2 separate regions of the Homo sapiens genome follow, and region 1 is linked to region 2. The links are chromatin loops, found by intact Hi-C in ENCODE. Cell type or tissue: heart left ventricle. All regions are shown on one strand. Links, peaks and the distances in the headings refer to the core of each region. The heading gives the core; the rest is flanking DNA. Region 1 has its middle 570 kb from the start of ADGRL2. Region 2 has its middle 490 kb from the start of ADGRL2.

Evidence for each region. A loop is a pair of places that touch in the nucleus more often than their neighbours do. Peaks named below come from ENCODE experiments on the same cell type or tissue, not always from the same donor. Only the 100,000 strongest peaks of a DNase experiment are listed, where the experiment ranks them.
Region 1: a loop joins it to region 2, with 2.9 times the contacts of the local background. A loop is called at or near these places in 5 of 110 quality-filtered maps.

Annotation. Positions count from the first base shown.
Region 1 is chr1:81,222,579-81,230,930 of GRCh38, reverse strand. No RefSeq gene overlaps it. Among named protein-coding and RNA genes, the nearest start is that of ADGRL2, 570 kb to the left of the region's middle. In heart left ventricle, for the core only: no CTCF peak of the experiment used is centred there; no DNase peak of the experiment used is centred there; H3K27ac peaks cover 890 bases.
Region 2 is chr1:81,309,239-81,317,590 of GRCh38, reverse strand. It overlaps a transcript of ADGRL2 not described here. Among named protein-coding and RNA genes, the nearest start is that of ADGRL2, 490 kb to the left of the region's middle. RefSeq lists enhancers at 4,634-5,133, 5,134-5,635. In heart left ventricle, for the core only: no CTCF peak of the experiment used is centred there; no DNase peak of the experiment used is centred there; H3K27ac peaks cover 3,868 bases.

The DNA.
Region 1 (8,352 bases), core at 241-8,240, 87 kb after region 2:
TGAAGAGATGTCTATGTTACAGTTTTACTATGAAAAACTAATTTGCAGTCTATGGCTCAAACCAAAAAGAGCTGGGAATAATATAAATGACATGTACTTTTTCAGTTTTAGACACTTTGAATAAATATATGAAATATATATTTTCCTAAATTTGTGAATTCAATGGTGGACATACATCTGCATTCAGAAAACCAAAAGGAAAAGCTTTGCCAGTTTTAATAAAGAGACCCGTTGAGATAAGTACTGAGTAAAATTTACAGAAAACTTAAAAAAATAAACAGCATACAGTGTCTTCATAGGCTAACAACAACAAATAATAAAAAACAAAAATACAGGTGAGCAGATTAGATGAATATATATATTTTAGATGGAGACTAGCTCTGTCACCAGGCTGGAGTTCAGTGGCGTGATCTCAGCTCACTGCAACCTCTGCATCCCAGGTTCAAGCAATTCACCTGCCTCAGCCTCCCAAGTAGCTGGGCTTACAGGCGCGCGCCACCACACCCAGCTAATTTTTGTATTTTTAGCAGAGACGGGGTTTCACCTTGTTGGCCAGGATGGTCTCCATCTCCTGACCTCGTGATCCGCTCACCTTAGCCTCCCAAAGTGCTGAGATTACAGGCATGAGCCACTGCGCTCAGCCTAGATGAATGTGTTTTACTTCAACAATTTAGACTAATCGTATACAACAATTGTAATATATTTATACATTAGTAGCAGTAAAATCAGAATGATTCTTATTTTTTTATGATCACACATTGAACGTTAAATATACACACTGTAATTGCAATTAACAGATAATTTTCCCTGAACTTGCTATCTACAGTATGGTTATATATTCACAATGAAAAAATTGTAAATATAAAATATAGATGAGATTAAATGAAAATACAGGAAACATAAAAGCTTAAATTCAAGACAGTTTAAAATAATCTTAACAAGAAGTCTTAGTTAAGGAGTCTGAAATCCCATCCAATGCATTCTATTCTTTTAAAAAGAAACCTTTTAAAAGTAAGCTGCCATCAAAAGGATAGAAATTGTAATGTTTGTTTTCAAATTGTTTAATGTAGTTTAAATAGATTTTAATTTGTTAAGAAAATAAGGAAAAATCCAATCCTTAGCATATCTTTTTAATAAAGACATTTTATTTAGAAATAAGAACTAACTATTCTTGTGAGAAATTTAGGCATTCCCAATATATAGGCAACTACCTATATATATTTTTCTATTTTTACCTATGGTCAGCAGCAAGTAGGCATAGTCATATTATTTCTCTGGTTTTGGATAATAAAATGAAACAACTATTTTTTTAATTACCTAGAAGATAATCAGCTTAACTGGTTACTTCAATGAATAATCAGTTTCTTTGGTTTCAAGTAGACACAGATTGATTGCCAAAATTATTAAGATCCTTAAGAACTTTAAAGTATATTGAATTAAAATACTTTCCCACAAAATTTCTAGTTTCTTTACTCAAAATTTAAAGTGCAAACATTTAACTTCATGGTTTTTCAAAGTTAATACCTACCCACTTTAAAATTATGATTTTTATGTTTTTTAAAGCTCTTAGAAGACATGTTTCTAAAAACAATAGATCATTAAATTTATGAATGTAATTGCATTTAAATTGATTATAACAGTAAAGCAGTGATGCTGTGGTAGACACTGAGCCTGTCCATGGAAAAATCTTTTATTAGCATCGCTGCCTTTGTCATGCATAATATGAAATGGAACGCAATTTGACATAGGCCAGATTTGTCTCATCTAACCATTTGGTCACTAAAGTACGTCAGTGCCACTATCTCTCTCATGCAGATGCGATTGTGATCAACCAGGCTCCATGATGTGATTGTGGTTCCTTGTTTTTTTGATTAGGTGCACGGTGATAACTTAAGTGGAGTCTTTTCTATGACTTCCTTGTGTTTCCTAATGTTTTATGTCAATGTGCTCTGAAGAATGGCCGATGGTTTCATCCTTTGTGCATGAAATGCTAACAAAATCAAATTAATAATGCAAGCATCTGTGAATATACAAAACTTTTGCTTAAGGACAAACTTTTTTTTATCCACTCAACTTTTAAAAAAGCTTTCAAACAAATATGATGGGAAATATTTTAAAAATCAGATTTATGTCCAGGTTATGGAAACATATTCGCAAAGCCCTGGTATGACTTTTTAAACCATTCCTAATGTGGTGGGCATTTATTACCCTTTGAAATATTAATTTATACCAGTAGCTTCTATCCATTATTTTTTAGAAATAAAGTGTTTTCCTGAAACAATCTTTACGAAAAAGAAGGTTTTGCTTTTCTCCCTTCACCTTTAATATAAAACTTCTTACTCTCTCGATAGAACTTAAATTTGAATTAACCTGATGAGGGAAATAGAGTTGGTATAAGAAGATAAGTGTATTTGGATGGGGACATTTTCAAATTTTTAGTATTTATTGTTTTCTTACCCCTATTAGATTTAATACTGATTGTAGCTATACCTTTAAAGAATTAGGTTTCTTTCTGTTTTAACATAGGTGATTTAAATTTACACAAACTTTATAATACCATGTTTTATTAAACAACTCTTTTGGATTTTTAACTCTTCTACCCCATCCTCACCCATCTTTAGAATACTTTTTTTTTGGTGAGTTTTCATATGTGCATTTTTCCCCTTCATCAAACCCGTTAAGAATGTAACAAATTGCAAAGAAATAAGCAAATTAGAATGATAGCTGACAATTCTTTCATTCTTACTGCACCATTCTGTATAAGATACATTGCAGCTCAACTAGTGTGAATATTATCCCAGTATGCATATGTAGGTTTCTGAAATTTATAGGTGAAGTGGAGTCAATCATGGAATTAAATTTTAGGATTAAATATTAGCCTTCTTTAGGTGTGTTATAATAATTGGAGCTTCAAAGGATGCTAATTTTATGTGTTAAATGCAATAGTAGATATATTTTGGCAGTTTTCAAACTACATTTGTGGCCCATGAGGTGAAAAGTTGATTGGAAGGATCTAAAGCCACAAATAGTTAATAATATTTTCTGCTTAAGCATCTAGATCAGTATTCGCATTTATCTATAATATTGCAAGCATTTTAAAACTTTGAATACTGTCTTATGAATAAAGATGGCCAAACTGACTCTCCTATGAATTGTTTGGAAACACTGACAAATATCTGCTATAATGCCAAAGCTGATTGTTTTTGGAAATATTAGGTTGCAATACTTATCCAATTTTGGTTCGCATTTACTGTCACAATTTTATCTTAAAGACTAATGACATTACACATATATGTATATTTATACATGTACATATATGCATATGCATATGCCAGAGTATAGGAATGTGTTATATGAATTCAAAACAGAGAAAAAAATATAGTGAGGTAAAATCAGTGTAAATAATATCTGAGGATACTCCTGTAAATTCTGATTTTAAAATTTTGGAACGTAAAATGCTGGTAAGACTTTTTCTTTTTTAGTGGAAAAATCTTATTTCTCAGTGTTTTTGATCAAATGAGTAATAGATAATTAAAAAAACACTGTGCTAGAGGAGAAATTTTGTATACACACAAGTTTCCATGTAAACCTCACTCTAATACCGTAATTAAGGAAATAGAGTAGGCTCTTATTTTAAAAATGTGTTCGATTCCTTGGATTGGAATCAGTAATTACAATACCAACTATAAATTCCAGGAAGCTATTTTCAGGAAATATTTAAAAATCATTTTCAGGCCATGACCTTTTCTTTTCTTTTAAAATTCCAGATACTGGGTAAATCTGTAATTTGAATTGGCTTCCAGTTATTAAATTCAAAAGCATTTAATACAAATTCAAACTCATATATTGGAAACAAACTTTGGCATTGTGACTTAATGAGATTACCATTGATCTCACAATATTTTCCTTAATCATAATGCTCTTTTCCGGTTTTTGCTTATTGTGCATACTCCTAATCCTCTAATGCAAGATCTTGAATTCCCTTGTTTATCAATATCTATGCTCAAACTGAAAACATATTTCTTAGCCTAACTTGTATCTACCAAAGTAAAAGAACATTCCATCTACCCTTCATGCTGATTACACATAGTAGACATATGCTACACCCCTAATAGTCCCATACCATGACTTCGGTTTTATGGCAGACAGCTTGCAAACCTACTGACAGGATACAGTATAAACACACCAGGCTTTATGCACTTGCAAGGTTAATGTAGCATCTGTGATGCAAATCTGCGACCATTCTAATAGCTCTATTGGTAGACCTATGCCATTTCTCAGATCTGCTCCTGAGTTCCATTAAGCAGTTTTCTAGTCACCATTAACTTCGAGTATCATTTACACAGAAAATATATGAATCTATGGAAACAAATACCAGAAGTGTAACCCATTTACACACCACAGGATACTGTTGAATCACAGAAGCACCAACCGCATTTAGAGTATCCTGGACTGACAGCACATTCTGAAACCTCACTTTGCATTTCTGGACACATGTTCAATTTCTGCTCATGAGTAAGCTGGTCACTGGGCTGATGCATTTGCTATGAAAGGCTTCATTTTTCTCATTTAGAGGTTCAGTAACGTGTCTTGCTGAGGATATTTATAAGATGTCATATATCCTAACAAGCATGGGATAGGCTCCAGAGTCAGGAGCAAATTTCACACAGGACAAGCTTTCTTTTTTTATCTGTGAGCACTAGGGCTGAGAGCCCAGCAGGATTCATCTAGTCCACAAAAGCTCTTCCACCCTGCACACAGTGTGTGCTTAAGCCAGAACACCAACACATCATGCTTTCTCTCACCAAATGACATTTTCTGGCTGCTCACTTCATATTTGTCACTTGTATACAAAGTGTAATGTGTAAAGAAAGCATGATCAGCTTGTGCATCACTAATCTCATTACTGTAATGGCTCTGAAAACATGCAACAAATAAGTAACTGGTAAGCCCCTCCACATACGCGTGCCATGCTCAGCATGTACCTCATTGAAATGTGCAGTTCACCGGCTGCTAAGAAAGGCAGCAGTCAGCAGTTCCAATCTGACTCCTCACTCCCTGCTGCAAATGAAGAATAACTCCTCAGGCCTAAATGAAAGAAATGCTGACAGGCCTATCTACCTTAACGAGCTATCAAGTACAAGGATGCCACATAACCCGCACCAACCTTTAAAATCCAATTGAATATTTCTCTTTTTGGAGACAGAGGCAAGGGCGCTCTGTCTGTCTATTTAAAGTTTTCTTATTGTCATTTATTCTCTTCTTCATTTAGAATATGACTCCTTAGACTTCGGTTTGAAGCCTATCAAGACCTAGATTACATCATTACCGTTATGTGGTATGTTACACACTAATCATAACCATTATGGCTTACAAGTCTACAGCTTCATTCAATTAGCTGCCTGACATGGATTTTTTAGCTAATTCATGGTGAAGGTCGGCAGTGGTCAGAGTGGCAGGTGCATTCTGCTACCTTATTGAATGCCAATTATAGTCTTGGGTAATTAGAGTGACTTGTATAGACAAGTTAATCAGAGAGATCAAAAGCTAAGACGTGTGGCTTATGGAACTGTCCAATACTATTAGAAATCATGTGGGATTGTCCATGTATTTAAATTAATATATGTCCATTAATTTATTTAAAAGTAAAATCTCTATCATCTAGCATAATAGAGAATAAAGAATGTTCTTTATTCTTATTATAAAACAGAAAATGTTCATATCATGTATATATGGGTATACTCCATATATATGGTTGATTTTGATAGGCAATAACAAATCATAATATATGTTTTTGAAAATATCATTAGTGATACTTTCAAATACCTTTTGCATCAAGTTTGTGAGCTAAATCACATTTATAGTTTAGGACTCTTTCCCTCTTTCAAATAAATTGTGTTTCTTGAAAAACTGGAATATTTCTTCCTGATAATTAGAATTATATACCACGTGGAACTCCTTTGTGCTGTGCTTATCAAGAAGCTCAGAGCTAACATTGGTGTTCATTCAAAATATCTATATTAGTTGCATCCTTAGCATATTGCTTTCTTTCTTGATTCATGAACTTCAATTATTTTAGGTATGTATTAAGTGATTTCAAAAAAATAAAAATAAAAAATATATTTTTGAGACACCTCCAGTCTCAAATACTAATTACATCAATATATTTTAAAGTCTGTTCCTATTGAAAATGTGAAGCTCATAAAATATTGAAAGAATTCGCCTTGTGCCAGGCACTGTGTTGGCTAGGCAATAGGTGTAAATAGTGACTTAGACTGACTTGGTCCCATACAACATTGAAGTTAGAGTCCAGGGGTAATACAGGCAATATATAGTAAATTCAAATGTATTGTAATGAAACTGAGATGAAGAATGGCAGAATGATAACTGTATATCTAGTTGGCAGTTACATGGGAGCTCATTGTACTGTTCTATTTTGATATATTTGGTGGGAACTAAACCCATGCTTTTTTAAGGTCAATGAACTCTTTGTGGAGAAGTACCTTATCAGCTCAGGCTAAGTTGGAATTTGCCAAGTGAAAGCATGTGTGAGGATATGAGTGGGGTGGGAGGGGTGTTAATGTCTCAAGCAGAGACAACAGCATTCTCAGTCACTGAAAGTTAGGAGGCACATGACACCTTCCAAGCAATGAACAGAATATAATTCCAGATGAAGTCATGAGAAATGAGCCTAAAGCAAAATCTAAATCACTAAAGGTTTCAAATCATGTTATTAAGCTTTAACTTTATTCTGAAAATACCTTGTCTTGTCTAAGACCAAAGTTAGTAAAACATCATATGTTATAAAATATATGTACTTCTACAGTAACAACAGCATTTTCAAGGAGTTAAATCAGTACTTTGGGAATGATGTTTCTGAAAACAAAAACAAAACAAAACTTTAGAGACTTTGGAAAACATGATACAAAAAGTTAAAGACACTTTATGAGAAAGCTAGAGAAATAGTTTAATCTGGTCTTCCTAAATATATACTTTTTTTGTTGTTGTTGTTGAGACAGAGTCTCACTCTGTCACCCAAACTGGAGTGCAGTGGCACAATCTCAGCTCACTGCAACCTCCACCTCCTGGTCTCAAGCAATCCTTGCACCTCAGCCTCCTGAGTAGCTGGGACCACAGGTACATGCCACCATGCCTGTCTAATTTTTTGTATTTTTGGTAGAGATGGTGTTTCACCATGTTGCTCAGAATGGTCTCGAACTCCTAAACTCAAGCAATCCACCCACCTAAGCCTCCAAAAGTGCTGGGATTACAGACGTGAGCCACCGTCCCTGGCCCTAAATATATACTTTTAAAGCCAACATTTAACACTTAATTTAGTAGAGATTATAGGACATTATAAAGTCACATCTCATGAAGATTTATCAGAGTGTAAAGGTGCCATGAATGCTGATTGAAACAGCCAGTTTGCCAGATATGTGAAAGGCCACATAAACCAAGTGGAAGGGTCTATTCCGGAGCAGTCTCCTTTAGAGACAACCACAGCCAGAGACAACCAACTATTCAATGGTCTTCATAGCTTGAGTTTATGCTAGACATTAAGCAAAGCAATCATGAAAGAACAAGATAAAAGGAATGTTTACTTAGGAAGGCGACCAACATTTAATATGTAGAGTCTTTCAACTTTTCAAAATTTTATTTGTAGTTGTTTCTACCAGTCAATGCTGCATTGTATTGATTATTTTATTTCCTCTAAGTTGTATTAACATTCCAAAACCCCAAATCTACAAAAATGTTTAGTCCACACAATGACAATGACAATCCTTCTGAGCATCCTTTAAAAGCACTAGCTTTATGATTACACTTTATAGTTTAACTGCCAAAAGTTGTGAAAAATATTCAGACACCGAGAGAAGTAAATTTGCATAAACTATTCTTGTCTCTAAGATATTTACGTTCTGTCAGTACAAAATGCTTTAGAAAATGACCTTAACAATTTCTAAAAGGTAACAAAGTATTTGAGAAAGTATTGCTTTATAAATTTATTAAGCAGTTAAGAGAAGAAATCTAAGAGAAGAAATCTAATGTCTGAATTAAAGACAACTTAAAAACTTAGTAACTTTTAATATGTTTAACGTCTTTTGCAATAAGAAATCCTATTCAGTAATGGGATCTGAATAACATCCTGTTCAAAAATGAGACAGACACAAGTATAGACATTTCGGTTCATAAATACCTGATGATTGCAGAAATATGACTCTAAAAGGATCACCTTGATTTACTTTTTCTTCTGAAAAGTAATGATCTATCTTTACATTGAGTGGATATCTCTTCCATTTGAAAATATAAACCACCCACCAAATGTCAATAATAATGTGATTTTAAATATATCGT
Region 2 (8,352 bases), core at 194-8,193:
TCAACAACAAATCTTAACAGAGGAGTTACTATGTTCCACAAACTATGCAGATGTTAGTGATACAACATACAACTCTCAAAACATTTATAGTCTAGAATGGGATATAGAAAAGTCAGTCAACAGAGCTCAGAGGGATACAGTGGGATGGTAACACCAAGGAATGCCATCGCAATCAGACCAGTCAGTGGCACTTTCCTGAATGAAGTGATGAGTGCCTGGAGAGTTCTGAGGGATGAAAAGCAGTGAGCCAGATGCAGTATGGGATTATGTGGGGTTGAGGGTTGGGGAGAGAGATACAACAGAGTTGAGACAGAGTGAAGAAATACCTCCTTCTGAGCTACAAGAAAGGGTTTTTATCCTTGGTACTACTGACATTTTGGGAAGAATTAGTCATTGTTGTGGGGGTTGTGTTATGTATTCTAGAATGTTTGGCAGCATATGTAGCTTCTACCCCACTAGATGCCCATAGTACCAGTACCTCCCACCCCCAACCCAAATCAAAAATGCCTCTCAAAATTACCAAATGTCACCAGGGAAGCAAAATCATCCCTAGTTGAGAATCACTGTTGTAAAGAAAAAGACAGACAGATAGCATTGGACACTAGGATAACTTCCTAACTTTTCATTGACAAAGAAAGGTCAAATTCCATTTGCGCTTTCCCAACATTGCTCCCTAGATGCCCTAAATCGGGGTGGATGAGAGATAGTCATATATGCTTTTTAATGTATCCTCTAACTACCTGGGATCTGGATGTTTACAATTCAGAGATTGCTTCTTTCTAGGCATGAGTATAGGTACATACACATACATACATACACAGCAAAGACATAAATCAGAATGTCTCTGATTTGGCTATAATATTTAATGATCATCCAGCTTTCATTTCTATATCTTGTCAGCAAAAAATTTTATAAACTTTCCAGAATATAATACATGCCTTCTGTCAGAAATAGGAGTTGAATCAACCTTGCGTATACCATGTTAGTGTATAAATTCCAAGAGTCTCCTTAAAGGGGGAACATCTGTTTAGTGAAGTTTCATTATTTTCCTCTTTAAAGAAAGAATAAGCTATGAAAATGATAAAATATGATTGGCCTAAAACACAATATATCCAACTTTAATCATTTTCTAAATCCAAAGATATTTTTAGATGAAAGCAAAGGAGGTCATTTTCAAATAATTTTGTGAAACTTAAGCCTACCCAGAGGAAAGGTAATTTTGTTTGATCCTGAACATCAAGTGAATTTGTTCACCAAACCATTTATTCCAAAAGGTAATTAAAATAATGTAAAATTGATCCAGTATAGGTTTAACAAAATTAACTAATTATAATCTGCTTAAACCATTTAACCTTTATGGTTCCTTTAAAAGTGTTTGATTTTCTTTGAAAAATAAACAATGTACTTTAAAAAGGTGGTGTCTCCTTGTCTACCTTTCTTCTTTTTTCTTTTTTTTTTTTGTTTTTTTGGTAGATGATCCTATGCTAAGATGCCAATACAACAAATAGAGTAGACAAACAGCTAAGGGAAGAAAGGAAGATTTCCCTTTAAGTCAAGGGCACACATGAGAAGGAAAATATTATAAGATGAGGAAATAAATATGAGTTCTGTTACAGTAAGTATTCATGTCAATGTCTCAGAACTTATGCCAAACTTCCAAGTGAAATGTGTATCAATTATCTTCCTTCAGATATTCAAGTTGACTTATGGACAAAATATATACTGCAACTTAGCATTTGTTTATTTTCAATTGCTTTCCATTTATTCAAGTTACTTTCAGACAGACATATTTTAAAAAGTTCAACAAATCAAAAAAAAAAACTAATTGCCGATCACTAGCTACATTTATTTTGAACTTATCTATTCTAATACTGAGTAGATGTCAAAATTCCAAAGGGTTTGCATGGGCTCTTAGTGTCTGTGAGAGGTAGAAAATAGTGACGTAAGAGAAGAAATGTGCTGTGACAGCTCTATCTTTTAAAAAGAGTGGAAGAACTAGGAGCTACCTCAGGGGAAAAATGGTAGAAGTAACCATAAGCCCTGAGGGACTTTCTAATCCATATCTGTCTATTATTAATTCATTATAATTTACTATTTTATTTTGGAGATAAAATTGTCATTATGTCATTTCTAAACCAAATGACATTATAAAAGACCCCCAGTGGTAAGAGGTATTAACTGAAGTAACTGTCACTGCTACATAGAGTAAAACAAGTTAAACATTGGGAAAAAAGCAATCTGGATGTGATTTTTTTTTTATGGCAAAGAATCAGGTCACCCCTTATACTGAGGTTAATTTGTTGACTCATATTTCCACTTATCCAATGATATTGTATCACATGAACAAATCTCTACCTCTAATCAATTTTTTTATCGAATTGTGACCTTTAATGCACCTTCTTTTTTGATTATGAATGACAGTGACCTTTACGTAATTTAAAGCAGACACTCTGATGCAAAATTATGCAAACTACACATGTAAATTCTGAATCAAACTAAAGATGTGCATAATCTACTGGTGAGAAATTATTTCAGAAGACATTTATATTAAGGCTGAATGAGGTATCTGAGTGTAAGTGAATTAGTCAGCATACAAATGGTTGGTTGGAAGAGTTGCAAAGACCAAATGCTGTTTATATTTTCTCAGCTTCTATTTAGAAAACTGAAATGTCAATATATGTATCAATTTTTATTATTTTACTCAGCATTTTATGGCATTCAGGAAATGATCACAATGTTATAAAGTCAGACAAGATTATTTTTCAGAGGAGTTGGCAAACTGTGCCTGAATATTCAATTCATTGTCATTTCTATTCATTTTCTGCTGCACAAAAGCCTGGTGAAATTCTGCCACAGCATGTGTAACATGTTGACTTCCTGACACTATTTTATCTCATTAAAGAGGAACTTTATGTCCAATAGCATCTGGCAGTCAGTAGTGTTTCTAGGATATATTTAGAAACTACTATCTCAAGGAAAAAAGTTAAAGAATAAAGGAAGCATGTTTGTGTTGAGAATTGGATGAATATCCTGTTCCAGACCTACCTCCTGATTCTCCTTTTTTCTACTGGCTCTTTCTTTTTTTCTGTGGATTAATACAAATGGTTCTGAGCTGATATTACTGAGGGCAAACCCTGCTCTGGGTACAAACTAAAATGCGGCCTAATCCTATAATCCACTCTCTCCTTTCTCAAGCCATTCCATTTTACACAGTGCTGTTAATGCAAACTGGACATTGTTGCTTCTCAAATTATACTTTGTCTTCCATACACACACAAAAATACCGAAATATAAGTACATCACACATGCTTAAAACACATAATCCACAGTCTGCACTTTATGACATAGATACACATGTATATGGGTTTATATATGATGAAGATTACGTCACAGCAGTAAGCCATTGAGTGCATTTCACTGTCAGAACCGCACCAAACAGTACCTGGCACAAGCATGTACTTTCATGATTAACACCAGGGGGTTGTCAGATTGCTATATCTGAAATAAACAGATTTACCCTGACAGATAATCAGCATTTTGCACTGCCTAATACATGTTTATCTTTCACTATCGACGTAATTACACTAACAGTGCACTTAATATCATCTTTCATAGGAAATTAAACAGGTTTGAATGATATACTTATAATGGATTGGGGACAGAGTATGAAGGAGAGAAATATCAATACTAGATGTTTTGGGAGAACACATACATGAAGCAATGATGAGGGAATCAATGAACACCAGAAAAAAATCAATGGCAGTCTGTGTTTAAGGAATTCATTTACATAGTTTCCAAAGAAATCAGAAAAATCCTACAAGCTGTGAAATACCCTCTTGATTTTTTCATGTCCTGATGCTTCTTTTCTTCTGACATGTGCTCTGTGCTCTCCTCTCACACAGAAAAAGCTAAGAAGGAGAGTCCTCTTAGAATGAATTTTATATTTGTCTGATCCATAGTCAACTCTTTCAAAAGTTTGCAATCTGCCTTTCGAACTTTGGTACTGGAAACTCATAGTGGCCTGCACAGATACCACTTTCAGAAGGAAATTCAGCAAGCTCTGAATTAGCACCTATCACCCGAGTGGCTAAGAGCAGACAGGCATGCCATTTTAAGAGCCGTAGAAATTAACACGTGCTGGTCCATAGGCATCAGGCCTTAAGGATATTAAATCAAGACCTGAGAAGCAGAATTGGGTGAAAATGTTAATTTAAATCAACATTATAAATGTGACCCCCAGCATAGGAAGCATCTTTCTTTAAGGATATGCTAATTTACACCTGTGGTCTGCTCACTGACTGTGAGAAGACCTAAGAATTTTAAGCCTCACTTTGTTAGTAACAGGTTAGGATCAGCGCTTTGATGTCCCATAAATCTCTTTTCTTTTCTTAGCTACAAAATAAAATGAAGTCATGAAACATTTAAATACTTATGTCTGTGAGTGGGATCCAGGGTACTATAAATTTGATTTTGAACAGAAAACAAAATGAGGATAGAGAGGTACTTCAAATGTCTTCAGTGAACTTAGTATTGTTTTGGGCATGTAGCAGACATTATTTTATTTCTTTACTATAAAGCTGAGAAATGGGTATTTTTTCCATTTAAGGAAGCTGAAGCTCAGAGAGATTCAATAATACTCTCCGTATATTGTATTCCAACTTAGGTCTGTCTGTCTGAAACTAGTACTCTTTCTGTTTCATTATGTTTTCTCTGTAAATTCAGTTTACATGATTTTTAAATGTCTTTGGTTTTTGTTTTCCAGTGAAGAATGCAGAACTTTAAACCAAGGTCCTACATCCCTCTCATCAATTAGAAATACATATCCACAGTCACCTGTAAACTGCTCCATCCCTCTCTGAATCCGATAACACCCCAGAAGCCAGTATACAATGGCTTTTCACTTGCTAATCAAAAGGATTTCACAAATACTCTTAACATCTCAATGGCTAAAGGCTGAAAAAATGAAATGACTAAGAGCTGAGAAACAAAATGCCTCTAGCATGTGGTTAGAGTACCTCAATGGGTAGAAAATCCATATGTTTAGTTCCTTTACCTACCCCGAATATTTGGAGGAACTGGGACCTTTCCCCTGGGCCCTGGCACCCAGAAGGGGAAAGAAAGTTCTGCTTTCTATCCACGTTTGTGAACCCCAAACTCCTTTTTCTGTTTTGCTCCTGCCAGCACTGCCTCCTGAGGTCCACGTCTCATTGTTCCAGGAGCATGCTGGCTGGCGATCATTGTAACTTGGAAGCTGCCCTGAAACCCACTTCTCTGACAGGCTCTACCTCCACATTGGTTGGGTGATGGCGTCCGCCCGGGTAAAACTGGATTTGCAAAATTCCTTTTAGAACCTGATTTATGGTTGTAAACTCTTTCTGTAGATTTCTTATTGGATTGACTATTCCATAGTTTGCCTTAAAAGCCACCTTACATTCTCTTTGCTTCCATCGTTGCTTAGGACCCTAACTCCTCTTAACGTATTCATTCCTGGAGAGCCAAAGTTTCAGGACAAAGAATAATTTCCTTTAAGATTAATTATTATTTCCATTTCATTTATAGTGTCTGAAGATTTAGTGACAGAGGTTTAAAAGCTGAAAACTGAAGTTACTAAAAAATGCCAAAGTCTGAATTGTTTAAAATCTCCTAAACCCTCCTCTCCTCATCTCTTCCCCATTCCCCCACTGTCTTCTATATTTCTGTATTTTACTCTTTGTCTTTCAGTCTCCTTCTTTTCTTAACTTTTCACCTTGGTTCTTTTACCAGTTGCCTCTCCTTTTAACTTCCAAAAAGAGAAATCATAGTATATATTTTTTATCCATTGGAATAATTTCCTTTCTTGTTGCAATTTTTAAAATTAAGCATGTGTAAATTTTAATATGCTGTCAGAGAGCGTAGGCTCAGTATTTGGAATATAGCTAAGTCTTAAGAAATGTGTTGGATGGATAGATGTTCCTCTCAAATTTGTTTCCTCCTGAAACAAATTTTAAAAAATATATAACATAAGCTAACTCGATTTTTACAAAATTCAATCAACCATTCAAATATTAATCAAGAGTAGGCTTTAGTCTTAGTGCTGAGGCTAGGACTGTGAAGGACACAGATTAAATATGATTTTCACCCTCAAGTAGTTTACAAACTACTGGGAATACAAGAATATGACCCATGAAACAACCTGGGAAATATGAAAAAAGAACGTAATTAGAGGCTGACTTGTGTGATATAAACTGCAGGCATTGAGAATAGACAGAAAAGAGGTCTCAATTACAGAAAGGGCACTTGATTAATTTTTCCGGGAGAAGATAGAAGGAACTATGTATAACAACAATCATAAAACAACAACAACAGTAACAAACAGACTTTCTAATCCTGGTACATCTTATCTAATGAAGTTTTGCTTACCAAAATGTACGTCTTATCTAATGAAGTTTTAGTTTTGAGCTTGTATATGTTAACTGTCCAGTCTAAACTGATTGCTAATACATTTCAGAGTTAAGTTGTTTAAATATTTTTGCACACCTTCCTCAGTGAGAAAAATCCCTTGGTTTTATATTTAATTTCAGGAAATTGACATCTTTTTAGATAGGGAGCTCAGTATTACAGCCAAAGAATTTAGTAATGAGGGACACGTTCTTCAAATGGTTGTAGGTCAGTTTTAACTCCATTGAATGTTTCTATCAACACAGACTCAAAATCACCATCCTCTGTTCTCTTCTCACCACTCCTCCCTTTTTTTTTTTTTTTCTTTCAAGGAGAGAACAACCAAGTAACAGAGAAATCAAATCTGAAAAGAATGTCTCACAGGCTAAGGGACTCACTCAGCAAGAGATGATGGCAGGGTTAGCTCAAATTTAAATTAATTCCCAACCTTTCCCATACCAATGGTCGACATCTAACTTGGCTAATCTGGGCAAAACTGATATATTAAAATAACTTTAAAGATAGGTTCTTGGGCTTTCTGCCTGCCAGCAGATAGAGGTTGTGGATATACAGGGCAGTCCATCTGCCTGATACTTCAAAGATCTAAAAAGAATGCTGGTATCACAGAATACAATCAAAATTGTTTTTCATTTGTTACTTGAGAAATGTGTAGCTTGCTCAATTGCTACTGACCCATGTTCTGCAAACTTCTGCCACTTGATTATGTGTTGATGATGTTTGGGTTTTTGTTTATATTAGATATCTGATATCCACAGGTCAAATAAACACAGTCTTTGAATCAGATACCTATGAGTTACATGCGTAATAGTTCATCTTTTCACATTGGGAGGAAAGAAAGTGGGAGACAATTCAAAGGCTATCCCAAATAGACAGAAATAAGGCCACAAATGCTGCCCTGTATAGACCTGTTCTTACTCAGTTCTCCTTAAGGAGATAACAATTACTGACACAAGAACAGATAATTATATTCAATGTTTCACCGTCAGACCGTTTAAACATGCATTGCTACTTCATTTCTTTTCTTTATCTGCTTTTCTAATGTGCTGGTGTATTTTGGCTGGGGAAATTTTCATTCAGATGCATCCAGTGCAGTGAAAGGTAAGGAAAAGAGCCACTACTACCCAGAATATTTTGAAGAAAGGTATGACAAGACAGAAAAAAGTATTTTTTCTGATGTGAACAGTTGTTTGCATCAAAATTTTAATTGTTATCAGAACTTCAATGGAGTTGCTAGGAAAGGTAGTTAGATAAAGCCTCAGGTTAATTTCCATCATTACTGAGCACTTTACACCACTGACAAATTTTAAACATATAAAGAGATGTCAATCTTGCTCTTTAGACAGAAAAACAAGGTGGGGAGTGGTGGCTCTTCAAAGGCTGTCAGTAGACAAGTCAGTCAATTACAGATCTGATTTAGTTCTTAACTCCTTGAGGTAAAAGACAAATGTTCTGTAAGAGTAACCATTCCTGACATACGTTAAATGAAACAACTTCTAAAACCTGTGTGATAATGATAATACAGATTGAGATGAAGAACTTTGAAAAGAGTTGGAAAATCAGAATCAGATATTTGAATCCAGATGACAAATGGGTAAATCGGAGCACTTTTGCTATTTGTGGGGGGTGGAATGTCCCTACTACTAGTCATCAGAGATAATTAGGAAGGCATTATTGTGTGAGTTTTCAAAGCCAGGAACAGAATAAATGGGTTCACATCCCAGTTCTGTCCCAACTGTGTGGCCTTGGCTAAGTTACTTAAACCTCTCTGTACCTCTCTTTATCTTTGAAATGGGGATGATGGTTTCACTGACCCCATAGTGGTGGTGTACAAATTTAAGTTATTACCTATAAAGCAAAATCCATTGGGTTTTCACTCAATATCATAATCAATCCATATGCAGCAATAACTTCCAT